2 separate regions of the Homo sapiens genome follow, and region 1 is linked to region 2. Evidence: read pairs that join two places in POLR2A ChIA-PET (ENCODE). Cell type or tissue: Panc1. All regions are shown on one strand. Links, peaks and the distances in the headings refer to the core of each region. The heading gives the core; the rest is flanking DNA.

The links. Peaks named below come from ENCODE experiments on the same cell type or tissue, not always from the same donor. Only the 100,000 strongest peaks of a DNase experiment are listed, where the experiment ranks them.
Region 1: POLR2A ChIA-PET joins it to region 2 with 10 read pairs; 2 of 35 experiments call an interaction of 5 or more read pairs at or near these places.

The regions. Positions count from the first base shown.
Region 1 is chr2:44,935,375-44,939,333 of GRCh38, reverse strand. LINC01833 (long intergenic non-protein coding RNA 1833) reads left to right here and starts at 135. Exons shown (of 2, transcript NR_147195.1): 1 at 135-511. RefSeq lists silencers at 310-439, 1,434-1,513 and enhancers at 1,387-1,919, 1,920-2,453. In Panc1, for the core only: no CTCF peak of the experiment used is centred there; no DNase peak of the experiment used is centred there; H3K4me3 peaks cover 921 bases; H3K27me3 peaks cover 223 bases.
Region 2 is chr2:44,191,017-44,194,975 of GRCh38, reverse strand. All of the region lies in intron 1 of PPM1B (protein phosphatase, Mg2+/Mn2+ dependent 1B), which reads right to left. Among named protein-coding and RNA genes, the nearest start is that of PPM1B, 24 kb to the right of the region's middle. In Panc1, for the core only: no CTCF peak of the experiment used is centred there; no DNase peak of the experiment used is centred there.

The DNA of each region.
Region 1 (3,959 bases), core at 841-3,340, 740 kb before region 2:
CCGGGGACCCAGGCGCCGGGCGGGCGGGTGAACCCGGTCAGTCCCCTCCCCGTCCCCGAAACCCCCGCCTCCGGGTGGTGGCGACCTGGCCTCTCCCTGCCACTGCCCGGCCAGCCCCGGAGGGAGGCTGGGCAGGTGCTGCGGGCTCTGCCGAAAGCGCTGAAATAAAAAACCATCGCCACTCAGGGAGAACTGAGGCAAGTGGGGCTGAGACTCTGGCGACACCCCCGCCCCCCAGCCTCTGCCCCAGCGCCTGCCGCCCTGCCGCCCTGCCGCACCCCGCCTGCTTGGGTGGCGACCGCGGTTCCGGAACGCGAAGCAGGGCAGAGGGCTGCAGAGAGGCGTGTAGCTTTGTGCGCCAGGACCCGGTGGGGCAGGTGGCAGCCCCGGGCTGTCCGCGCCTCCCAGCAGAGCCGAGCTCGGCGCCGCCCACCGAGCCCACCTCGCGGTCCAGCCGCCGCCAGCGCCTTTCGGCTCTGGCCTGAAGCAGTACTCCCGCCTCCTGGAGCGGGTAAGTTGAGAGTCCGGAGAGCAGGGCAGGGAGGCGGGGCGGCTGGTCCCAGAGCGGAGGGCCGGACTGGCTCCCCGCCGGGCTGGGGGCGCAGGCTCCATAGGATCTCAGTCGAGGGGTTCTGAGTGCGTGTTTGGGTGGGAAGCAGGGCTGTGGAGCGCCAGAGCTTCCCCTCCCAAATTCCCAGGCGCTGGGCACTGGGGAGTGGAGCAGAAGCAGAGGGACCTTGGGTTCCGGGGCCCAGCGGCCTTCCACGCTGGTCTGGGAACCAAGCAAGCCCTAGGGCAGTGCGAGGACTGGGAAGGGACCCTGGGGGACCGCTAGAGGAGGTGGCGCGTGGAGGGCGCCTGCACCCTGGGGTCGCTCAGAGCGGAGAGTCTCGGGTGGATAGGTCAGCTTGCAGATCCTCTAGGTCTCTTCTCTGCTCTCTGGCCGCTCTGATTGCGGGATCTGGGACTTGGCGCCCGTACAGGCCGGGTCACCTGTGCAGAACAAATTTGCTGCCATCATCCCCGCTTCAATCCTGGCCCCGGCGATCTAAAATATCGCCTTCAGGTGGGGCAGGGAGAAAAGATGTCTTTGGGGTTTAAATAGTGTTCTCCTTGTACCCGGACCAACTGGCATTTATTTACAAATGTCACCCGCCACCCCAGCACTGGGAAAGTCTCAACCACATCTGGAGAACGCCCGAGAGACCTCCCACTCTCTCCTTGTTTTGGGTTACAGGGAAAGCCAACGGGTCTGCAGGCCTCCGGGAGACGAGGATCCGGAGGGTTGGGGCAGCTGCACCCACTTGGCCTTGCTCAGCTCTAAACAGCCGACCAGGAGGCCGGGGGAAGGTTTGCCCTGTGGGGGCAACGCCCCTTCCGGCTCCCAGGATGTCGGGAGGCGGAGGCTGGCCGGGTGGCCCGTAGTCTGGGCCTCCCCGCAAGCTGCAAACTGAGGCGCTTGGCGCGGGCGGCCAGGGAGGGCGCAGGGGAGCGCAGCACGCAGGCGGGGAGGCCGCGAAGCCCTTCAAGGACCCCGATTACTTTCCTTTGAAAAACAACAACAACAACTGCTCCCTCCCCGCACCCCCGCCCCCCGCCTTAGCCTCCGGGGACTGGCGCTCCAAGCAATTGTCGCCCCGGACAGTAAACACAGCTCAGTTGCCTCAACTTTCTCCATGCATAAAAGTTCCTGGCGTGCGGGGAAATTTGAATATTTGATCAGCCCCTTTGAGTGACCCTCATTAGTCCGGCGCCCTGCTAAGGCCGGGCATTGCAAGAAAGCTGCTGGGCTCGGCATTTGTACGCCTTGTTAGCGCAGCTTAATGAAGCCGCCCCGACGGCTCAAAGGCGGCCTCAGGGGCCGGCGACGCGCACCTCTCGGCACCCTGCTCTGCCTAATGAGCCCCGCCGCCCTCTAAAGGACCCTCCACCCCCCACATTCTGAAACAGGGGAAGTTTGGCTCTGTCTTGAACCACGGCACCTCCCACTGCCAGGCCCAGGAGGGTGGGCACAAACCCAGCCTAGCTGCCTGCAGTTACCCATTCCCAAGAGAGAGGGGCTGGAGAGTTGGGAGGTGTGAGCCATACTGGTTGGGGGCAGTGCAGGGAGGGGAGCGGGTGGCAGGAGAGGCTTTTGCTGTCTCAGGATCCAGCCCAGGGAGTGCACTGCCAGCCTCTCCCAAGTGGACCAATTGCAAATCAATTAGTCACTCCAGTTCCTTAAAGGTGCATCTGGACTAATGCTGGGGTGGCTGAGGGTCAGCCTTCCATCCTCCTATCACCTTAGGTTCCCTTGGCTTCCACTGCCCAGAGGCCACACACTTCTTCCCAAGGTTCCCCTTCTGAACAGCCAGACCTGGTGTGCCAGGACTTGGATTTGAGAAAGGGTGGGCAGCTCCCCTCCCTAACCCATCATTGCCTCCACCATTCACAGAGCCCAGTCACATGTTATGACAAGTGGCAGTAGGGAAGGCAGGGGACCACAGCCCGTCCTGCACTCCCCCTCAACAGAGGTATCCCTTCTTTGGCTTCTAGTCCCAGGGAGGCCTGGCAAAAAAAGTGCTATAGGCAAGACCACCCTGCAAGACTGGCCTGGCAGCCTGGCAGAGAGGCAGAGAGCCAGAGCCCTGGAAGGAAGGGAAACCAAAGCAGTCATCTACTTCACCTTTTCTTAGTGGGGCAGCTGACATGGCTGGCCAGTAAATATAAGACACCCTCTTAAAAATTGTGCTTCAGTCCTCAGGAAGTGTAGCCTTCCTTCCCTTTCTGTCTCCCCTCTCCTCTGATGCCCTTTTCCCTGGACAGTCGGAGCTCAAGGTCCTTCACTCCCTCCTTGCATACACAGCTCTTGGGCCCTTAAGGGTTACTTTTGGGGGGAATTAATGCTCTGGGCTTGGGAAGCAGGCTGCTCCAAATCCACACTCAGGACTTTCTGGACCCCACCCCCCAACACACAAACACAAACATGCCCAGGATCCCTCAGACACACAGTGGGCCTGGTCAGGTTGGTAACCTCAGGACCCCGTGCCCGCGTGAGCGTCTCTGGGAGGTCGTGGAAAGGAACCAAAAGGCCAGGTAGGCCCTGGGATACAGAGAGCCCTCCAAGTCCATCTGGTTTGCTTCTCTTCCTTTCTCTCTCCCTAGCTCCGCTAGCATGCCCTGCCCCATTTCCCATCACATAACCCCCTAACTTAACCCTAAACTGGCAATCTTTAGGCATCACCTCTGAGCTGGGCAAAGGCGGTGCCCGGGCCTTGATCGACCCAGAGGGCTAAAGTAGGGGCGGGGAAGGGAGGGGTGTGCGCTGCTGGTGAGAAAGGGGACCTGAGGCGAGGGTAGAACTCAGCCCTGTGGCCTCGAGGCCAGGCCCACCGGCTGCTCAGGGGAGGAGGCGAGGGGAGGGGGCTGGGAGTCCGCAGGCATCGGTCGGGGCAGCAGGGACCTCAGGCGTCGGCGTGGGGGGCTAGATCCGGAGGAGAGGGGAGGGGAGGCGGGGGTCGGGGGATCGCGCAGGGCGGAGGAGGGGTGCAGCTCTTTAAGAGCCACACGGCTGGCAGGAGAGGCGCGCGGCCCGGTGCTGGTAGAGCACTGACCCCGAAGGGGATTTAGCGGGAAGAGAGTGGCCGGGCTCTGGGGGTTTTGTCCGAGGGGGCCGGGAGAGGCCGAGACACAAGAATAAGGAGCGGCCGCGGCATGAAAGGCGGCGAGGAGAGGCAGCACTGCTGCTCTTGACTTCTGAGCAGGGCTTAGAGAGCCTGCCCCGGCTTAAGCCGAGCTGCTGGTGCTGACCCTGAGCGCCGAGTCCGCGAGCTCTGAGTCCGGAGCCTCCCAGCCGTGGAGCCGTGGGATGAGGGGGGCGTTGGGGGACAGGGCAAAGTCGATCTTGGTTGTACAGCCGCCCGATCCTAGCGCGGAGCTGCGAGCCTGACCGGCCGCGTCTGGCATGGTCAGAGAAAGAA
Region 2 (3,959 bases), core at 737-3,236:
AGGCTGCAGTGATTGCGCCACCGCACTCCAGCCTGGGTGACAGAGTAAGATTCCGTCTCAAAAAAAAAAAAAAAAAAGCAAAAGACTGGAGGTCTATCTTGCAAAGAGTGAACTATAGAGACTCTGGGTTTAGAGACAGCAGATTTAGCTGAGGACCAGAGCAAGAAGCCTTACAGAAAACCAGTGATATAAACTATAAATTTGCATAATGAATGCTGATATGCTCAGCCTGCTCAGCCTTCTTCTTTTTTTTGAGATGGAGTCTTCCTCTGTCGCCCAGGCTGGAGTGCAGTAGCGCGATCTCGGCTCACTGCAAGCTCCGCCTCCCAGGTTCACACCATTCTCCTGCCTCAGCCTCCCAAGTAGCTGGGACTACAGGCGCCCGCCACCACGCCTGGCTAATTTTTTCTATTTTTAGTAGAGACGGGGTTTCACCGTGTTAGCTAGGAAGGTCTCGATCTCCTGACATCGTGATCCGCCCGCCTCGGCCTCCCAAAGTGCTGGGATTACAGGCATGAGCCAACACGCCCGGCCTGCTCAGCCTTCTTTACCAACTCCCAGAAATCAAGGAAACCACAAGCAGGCAACAGCTCTATTGCTCTCTGAGGAAATTCACTAGTCCCAGAGAAAGTACCCACAGATTACTTACACACAGGAATACTCCATAAAATGCTTGGTCTCCACAATCATCCCACAGCGAGGCCTATCAAATGACATCCCTGTCAAGGCTGTCAGGGTTACACTTAAATATGAGGAGCTATCCAAAGATTACCAGATACTGAAAGGAAACATACAACATGAAAAGCAAAATAAATCAAACAAAGAAAAAGGAATCAGAAGGAAAAAACCATGCAAGGACTAGGGAAAAAAAAATCCTTAAGAGAAATAAAAAAGTATTCTATTCATGAACCAAAAAGATATTAAAAACAAACAAACAAACAAACAAATAAACAAAACCAGGCTGGGTGATGCAGTAGTTCATGCCTGCAACCCCAGGGCTTTGGGAGTTCAAGGTAGGAGGATTGCTTGAGGCCAGTAGCTCGAGACCAGCCTGGACAACAAAGTGAGACTCTGTCTCTATAAAAAAAAATTTTTTATGCTGGGCACAGTGGCTCACGCCTGTAATCCCAGCACTGTGGGAGGCCGAGGCGGGTGGATCACCTTACGTCAGGAGTTCGAGACCAGCCTGGCCAACACGGTAAAACCCCATCTCTACTAAAATTACAAAAATTAGCCGGGCATGGTGGCACGTGCCTGTAATCCCAGCTACTGGGGGGCTGAAGCAGCAGGATCACTTGAACCTGAGAGACAGAGGTTACAGTGAGCTGAGATCGTAGCACTGCACTCCAGCCTGGGCAATGGAGCGAGACTCTGTCTCTCAAAAAAAAAAAAAAAAAAAAGAAAAAAAATTTTAATTAGCTGGGTACAGTAGCAAGCACATGTAGTCCTAGCTACTAGGGAAGCTACAGCGGGAGGACTGCCTTAGCCCAGGAGTTCAAGACTGTAGTGATGGGCCACTGTACTTCAGCCTGGGTAACAGAGTGACAACATGTCTCTAAAAAAATTTTTTTCAAAATAAAAAAATTCAGAGGAAAGAAAAGTGCTTTTTGAAATTAAAATGGCATACAAATGGCCAATAGATATGTGAAAAAATGCTCAACCTCACTAATCATCAGGGAAATGCAAATTAAAGGCACAATGACATATCATCTCACACCTGTCAGAATGGCTATTAGGAAAAGATAACAGGTATTGGTAAGGATATGGAGAAAAGTGAACCTTTGTACACTGATGGTGGTTATGTAAATTATTACAGTAATTCTGGACAACTATCTATTCCTCAAAAAACTAAAACCAGAATTACCATATGATCCAGCAATCCCACTTCTGGGTATATAACCCTAAGGAACTGAATTCAGTATGTGGAAGAAGTATCGGCACTCCCATGTTCACTGTGGCATTATTTACCAAAACCAAGTTATGCAATCAACCTAAGTGTCCATCAATGAATGAATGGATAAAGAAAATGTGGTGTATATATACACAATGGAATACTGTTCAGCCTTAAAAAAAGAAGGAAATTCTGTCATTTACAACAACATGGATGAACCTGGAGGATATTATGCTAAGTAAAAGAAGCCAGGAATAGAAAGACAAATATTGTATATTCTCACTTGCATGTGACATCTAAAACAATCAAACTCATAGAAGCAGAGAGTAGAATGGTAGTTACCAGAGGCTGGGAGGGTGGTGCAAAATGGGGAGATGTTGGTCAAAGGATAGAAAGTTGTGGTTAGACAGGTGAAATAAATAATAATTATGTAAGGTGATAGATATGTTCATTAGCTTGATTCAATCATTTTACACTGCATACATATGTTATAACATCATTTTATACCTAATACATATGTAAGATTATAATGTCAAGTTAAAGAAAACATTTTAAAAATAAAAATGACAGGCCAGGCACAGTGACTCACACCTGTAATCCCAGTACTTTGGGAGGCCGAGGCAGGCAAATCACCTGAGGTCAGGAGTTTGAGACCACCCTGGCCAACATGGCGAAACCCCATCTCTACTGAAAATACAAAAATTAGCCGGGCATGGTTTGTGGGCTGTAATCCCAGCTACTCGGGAGGCTGAGACAGGAAAATCGCTTGAATCCAGGAGATGGAGGTTGCAGTGAGCCGAGATCGTGCCACTGCACTCCAGCCTGGGCGACAGAGCGAAACTCCATCTCAATACAATACAATACAATACAATACAATACAATACAATACAATACCATAACATAACATAACATAACATAAAATAAAAATAATTAAAATGACAGAAAATTGTCAATAAAAGTTTAGAAAATCAAACTGAAAAAAAAAAAATCAAAAGTAAAATCCCCCAGACCCCTCCCCTTCACAAAAACCAAACAGACTCAAAGTAGTAAAGAATAAAACTAAGAAAGCTGCAGGATCAGTCCTGAAACTAACAGCTATTAGAGAAAGAACAAGAAAAGGAAAGAGAACTAAACACCCTAAGTGTCAGGACTGAAAGTAGAACCAACCACACACACATACAGAGACACAAAAAGCAACTGAAATTTCAAAACACTGGTGATAAAGATAAAACCTAACATTTCCCAGAGGGAAAAAAGGGGAAAAAATAAGTCACACATAAAGAATTAGGAACCCAAACAGCATGAGAAATCTCCAGAGTGATATTTGGTAGAATAAAAATGCATATAATTTCCTGGAGAATTGTTGGTTATAGAGTATCCACCCAGAGAAATTTTCACATATATACAAGCAGAAGCATACAATAATGCTGATACAATGTAAATCTCTACAGAATTTAAAAGTATAGACTACATTAACTTGTATCACCATGAGTAAATCAAAACAAAGTAGCTGGAAAATGATACATACAGTGTGATGCCATTATGCAAAGTTATAAAACTTACAAAGCAGAAGCTGGGAGCGGTGGCTCACGCCTGTAATCCCAGCACTTTGGGAGGCTGAGGCAGGCGAATCATAAGGTCAGGAGTTCGACACCAGCCTGGCCAACATGGTGAAACCCCATCTCTACTAAAAATAGAAAAAAATTAACCAGGCATAGTGGCGGGCACCTGTAATCTCAGCTGTTCGGCAGGCTGAGGCAGGAGAATAGCTTGAACCTGGGATGCAGAGGTTGCAGTGAGCCGAGATCACTCCACTGCACTCCAGCCTGGGCAACAGAACGAGACTCCGTGTCAAAAAAACAAAAACAAAAACAAATAAAATTTACAAAGCAACAGATTAGTTTACATACATGAATATGTGGCAAAAGTATTTAAAAACATGCTTGAGTTGTATAAACACTAAAACTACTAAGACCAACTTGATAGTACTTACTTCTAGGGAAATAGTGAAGTGGCAATATTTAAAGTTGGTTAACATGCCTCTGAGATCAATTTGAAGCAAACAGCA